Linked DNA regions of Homo sapiens: region 2 is linked to region 1. Evidence: read pairs that join two places in POLR2A ChIA-PET (ENCODE). Cell type or tissue: OCI-LY7. All regions are shown on one strand. Region 1 has its middle 3.9 kb from the start of IGFL4. Region 2 overlaps QPCTL (glutaminyl-peptide cyclotransferase like).

What was found. Peaks named below come from ENCODE experiments on the same cell type or tissue, not always from the same donor. Only the 100,000 strongest peaks of a DNase experiment are listed, where the experiment ranks them.
Region 2: POLR2A ChIA-PET joins it to region 1 with 5 read pairs; 2 of 35 experiments call an interaction of 5 or more read pairs at or near these places.

The regions. Positions count from the first base shown.
Region 1 is chr19:46,043,632-46,046,131 of GRCh38, forward strand. It overlaps a transcript of IGFL4 not described here. Among named protein-coding and RNA genes, the nearest start is that of IGFL4, 3.9 kb to the left of the region's middle. In OCI-LY7, no CTCF peak of the experiment used is centred here; no DNase peak of the experiment used is centred here.
Region 2 is chr19:45,697,753-45,700,252 of GRCh38, forward strand. QPCTL (glutaminyl-peptide cyclotransferase like) reads left to right here. Exons shown (of 7, transcript NM_017659.4): 4 at 795-947; 5 at 1,049-1,148. Among named protein-coding and RNA genes, the nearest start is that of QPCTL, 6.3 kb to the left of the region's middle. In OCI-LY7, no CTCF peak of the experiment used is centred here; no DNase peak of the experiment used is centred here; H3K27ac peaks cover 979 bases.

The DNA.
Region 1 (2,500 bases):
ACCCAAACAAACATGGCAAATTGACTTTTGACAAAGATGCAAAAGCAATTCAATGTGGGAAAAGATAGTCATTTCAACAAATGGTGTGGGACAATGGGCATGCATATGAAAAAAAAAATCTTCTACCAAAGCTTACACTTCCTACAAAATTTAACTCCAAAATGATCTAGATATAAAAAGTTAAACTATACATTTTCTAGAAGAAAACATAAAAAAAATCCTTATGACTTAGGGAAAAGATACAAAAAACATTGTCCATTTAAAAAATGGATAGATCAGGAAGCGGGCAAGATGGCTGACTAGAAGCAGCTGTGGTCCACCGCACTCACAGAGAGGAATGAAAGGAGTGAGTGAATTCAGCATCTTCAACTGAAATATACAGGTTGTCACTCTCAACCCATGGAGAACGAAGAAATGCAGGGTAGGGTGATGGTCCACCCAGGAGCAGTGTGGAGGTATGGGGACTCCTGCCCCCAGCCAAGTGAAGCAGTGAGTGATTGTGCAACCCTGCCTGGGAAACCATGCTTCTCCCATGGATATTTGCAACCTTAGGATCAAGAGATCCCCACATAAGCCCACGCCCAGAGATTTGGGTCCAATACACAGAGCTGTGTGGAGTCTTGGCAGAGCGGCCACAGGGGCACTCACAGAGACCCAGGAGTTTTACGTACTCTGGCCCTGGGATCTGCAGCAAGGGAGGACATCCCTCCATACATATTTCTATGAAGGGGGCTGAATCCAGAGAACCAAGCAGTGTCATTCTGTGGACCCCACTTCCACAGCACCTCACAAGTTAAGACCCAGTGGCTTGGAATTCCAGCCAGCCAACAGCAACAGGCCGGAGTCTGCCTGGGTCAGGACCAAGTTCCTGGGGTGGGGGTGTCGTGGGGGCAGTCACCATCTCTGTGGTTCAGTAGACTCAGCCATTCTAGCCTGCCAGCTTTGGAGAATACAAATGGTCCAGATGAGGAAGGGTTCCCCACAACACAGCACATCTGCCTTGCCAGATTGTAGCTAGACTGCTTCTTTAAGTGGTTCCCTGACCCCATTCCTCCTGACTGGGTGAGACCTCCTAACAAGGGTCTCCAGCCACCTCCTACAGGGACGTTTGGGTCAACAACTGGTCAGAGGAAGGAGCAGGCTGCCATCTTTGCTGTTTTGCAGCCTTCACTGGTGACACCTTCAGGTACGGGAAAAACGGAGGCAACCAGGGTCTTGAACAAACCCCCAGCACACCACAGCAGCCCTGTGGAATAGTGGCCTGACTGTTAAAAGAAAAACAAACAGAAAACACCAACAACATCAGCAAAAAAGACCCCACAGAAACCTCATTCAAAGGTCAGCAACTTCAAAAATCAAAGGTAAACCCACACAGATGAGAAAGAATCAATGCAAAAATGCTGAAAACTCAAAAAGCCAGAGTGCTTCTTCTCTTCCAAATGACCACAGTACCTCTCCAGCAAGGGCACAGAACTGGGCTGAGACCGAGATGGCTGAATTAACAGAAGTAGTTTTAAGAAGGTGGGTAATAGGCCAGGCGCAGTGGCTCACACCTTTAATCCCAGCACTTTGGGAGGCCGAGGCAGGTGGATCACGAGGTCAGGAGTTAGAGACCAGCCTGACCAACATGGTGAAACCCCCTCTCTACTAAAAATACAAAAGTTAGCTGGGCATGGTGGCACATGCCTATAATCCCAGATGCTGAGGAGGCTGAGGCAGGAGAATCGCTTGAACCCGGGAGGCAGAGGTTACAGTGAGCTGAGATCGCGCCACTGCACTCCAGCCTGGGTGACAAGAGTGAAACTCTGTCTCAAAAAAAAAAAAGAAAAAGATGGGTAATAATGAACTTCACTGAGCTAAAGGAGGATGTTGTATCCCATTGCAAATAAGCTAAGAATCATGATAAATTATACAGGAGCTGACAGAATAGCCAGTTTAGAGAGGAACATAACTGACCCAATGGAACTGGAAAACACAAGAACTTCACAATGCAATCATAAGTATCAGTTACAGAATAGTTCAAGCAGAGGAAAGAATTTCAGAGCTTAAAGACCGTCCTTCTGAAATTATACAGGCAGACAAGAATAGAGAAAAAAGAACAAAAAGAACTGAACAAAACCTCTGAGAAATATGTAAAGAGACAGAATCTATGACTGATTGGGGTACCTGAAAGAGACAGGGAAATTGGAACCAAGTTGGAAAACATACTCCAGGATATCATCCAGGAGAACTTCCCCAAACTTGCAAGACAGGCCAACATTCAAATTCAGTAAATACAGAGAACCCCAGTGAGATACTCCATAAGAAGATTTACCCCAAGACATATAATCAGCAGATTCTTCATTGTCGAAATGAAAGAAAAAATGTTAAGGGCAGCCAGAGAGAAAGGCCAGGTAACCTACAAAGAAAAGCCCATCAGACTACCAGCGGACCTCTCAGTGGAAATCCTACAAGCCAGAAGAGATTGGGGGCCAATATTCAACATTCTTAAAAGAATTTC
Region 2 (2,500 bases), 350 kb before region 1:
TTCCTATGCCCTCTCAGGACTCTATAGTTCTTAGAAGCATTTGTCTCAACTGCATTTCACTGTTTGTATAATTATTCATTTGTGGATCTATCTGGTTCACCAAACTGAGCTTGAGGAATAATAATCAGAGATAACCCTTATTTAGTTATATGCCAGGCACTGTTCTAAGACCTGGATTCAAACCTTACCCTTTGAAAAGAACTGTTATTGCCGGGCGCGGTGGCTCACATCTGTAATCCCAGCACTTTGGGAGGCTGAGGTAGGTGGATCATTTGAGGTCAGGAGTTCGAGACCAGCCTGGCCAACATGGTGAAAGCTTGTCTCTACTAAAAATACAAAAATTAGCCAGGCATGATAGCGGGAACCTGTGGTCACAGCTGTATGGGAGGCTGAGGCAGGAGAATCTCTTGAACCTGGGAGGTAGGGGGTGGAGGTTGCAGTGAGTCAAGATTGCATCATTCCACTCCAGCCTGGGTGACAGAGCAAGATTTATTCTAAAAAAAACAAAAAACAAAAAAAAAACAAAAAACCTCTTATTAACCCCATTTATAGATGAAGAAACTGATCCTTCCAGAAGTTAGTAACTTCCCCATGCCTGCTTTGTTATGAAGCAGCCAAGTACGGATTTGATCCCAGACAACTGACTCGGAATCTGTGCTCTTGGCTACCACGTTCTATGAGTGAGGACACCTTATGTGTTCTCTTAAGCATGCAAGCGGGCAAGAAGTGTGGGTATGTTGAGGCTGAGGGCTAGTCCTGAGCTGGCTCTGGCCACCCCCCTGCTGCTCCCACAGGCAGCCCCGGTGACCCTGCAACTGCTCTTCTTGGATGGTGAAGAGGCGCTGAAGGAGTGGGGACCCAAGGACTCCCTTTACGGTTCCCGGCACCTGGCCCAGCTCATGGAGTCTATACCTCACAGCCCCGGCCCCACCAGGATCCAGGCTATTGTAAGACCAGGGTCCCCTGGCTTCTGGCGAGGGAGGGAGCAGGTTAAGCAGGGCTGGCGTCATCCTGCACGGGCCCCTCCAGTCCTAGCCTTTCTCCTTAGGAGCTCTTTATGCTTCTTGATCTCCTGGGAGCCCCCAATCCCACCTTCTACAGCCACTTCCCTCGCACGGTCCGCTGGTTCCATCGGCTGAGGAGCATTGGTAAGGGTGAATGCGGAGGTGGGCCCCAGCCCACCTGGGGTATGGGGTACAGGGCGGTGGGCTGGGGTAGGACAGGCACCTACACTCTAAAGGCTCATCCACCAGTCTGGGCCACATAGGGAGACCCCATCTTTTTTTTTTTTTTTTTTTTGAGATGGAGTCTCGCTCTGTCACTGAGACTGGAGTGCAGTGGCATGATCTTGGCTCACTGCAACCTCCACCTCCCAGGTTCAAGCCATTCTCCTGCCTCAGCCTCCCGAGTAGCTGGGACTACAGGCGCATGCCACCATGCCCAGCTAATTTTTGTATTTTAGTAGAGACAGAGTTTCACTATGTTGGCCAAGCTGGTCTTGAACTCCTGACCTCGTGATCCGTCCACCTCAGCCTCCCAAAGTGCTGGGATTACAGGCGTGAGCCACCGTGCCTGGTGACCCCATCTCTTAAAAAAAAATTAGCTGGGTGCAGTGGCATGCACCTGTCATCCCAGCTACTGGGGAGTATCCTTAGAGCCTGGGAGGTCAAGGCTATAGTGAGCCAAGATTGCGCCACTGCACTCCAGCCTGGGCAACAGAATGAGATCCTGTCTCAAAAAAATAAAAAATAAAAATAAAATAAAGGCTGGGCTTGGTGGCTCACACCTGTAATCCCAGCACTTTGAGAGGCAGGTGGATCACTTGAGCTCAGGAGTTTCAGACCAGCTTGGGCAATATGGCGAAACCCTGTCTCTACAAAATAAAAACAAACATTAGGCCAGGCGCGATGGCTCACACCTGTAATCCCAGCACTTTGGGAGGCCAAAGCGGGTGGATCACCTGAGGTTAGGAGTTTGAGACCAGCCTGGCCAACAGGGCGAAACCCCATCTCTACTAAAAATACAAAAAGTTAGCTGGGCGTGGTGACATGTGCCTGTAATCCTAGCTATTCGGGAGGCTGAAGCAGGAGAATGGCTTGAACCTGGGAGGCGGAGGTTGCAGTGAGCCGAGATCACGCCACTGCACTCCAGCCTGGGCAACAGAGCGAGACTCCATCTCAAAAAAAAAAAAAAAAAAAATTAGCCAGGCATGGTGGCACCTGCCTGCAGTCCCAGTGACTTGGGAGGCTGAAGTGGTAGGATCACTTGAGTCTGGGAGGTCGAGGCTGCAGTAAGCTGTGATCACACCACTGCACTCCAGCCTGGGGACAGAGTGAGACTCTGTCTCAAAAAAAAGTAATAATAAAAATTAAAATTAAAAAAATTAAAAATTGTTTTTAAAAATAAAGGCTTGGCTGGGCGCAATGGTTCACGCCTGTAATCCCAATACTTTGGGAGACTAAGGTAGGTGGATCACAAGGTCAGGAGTTTGAGACCAGCC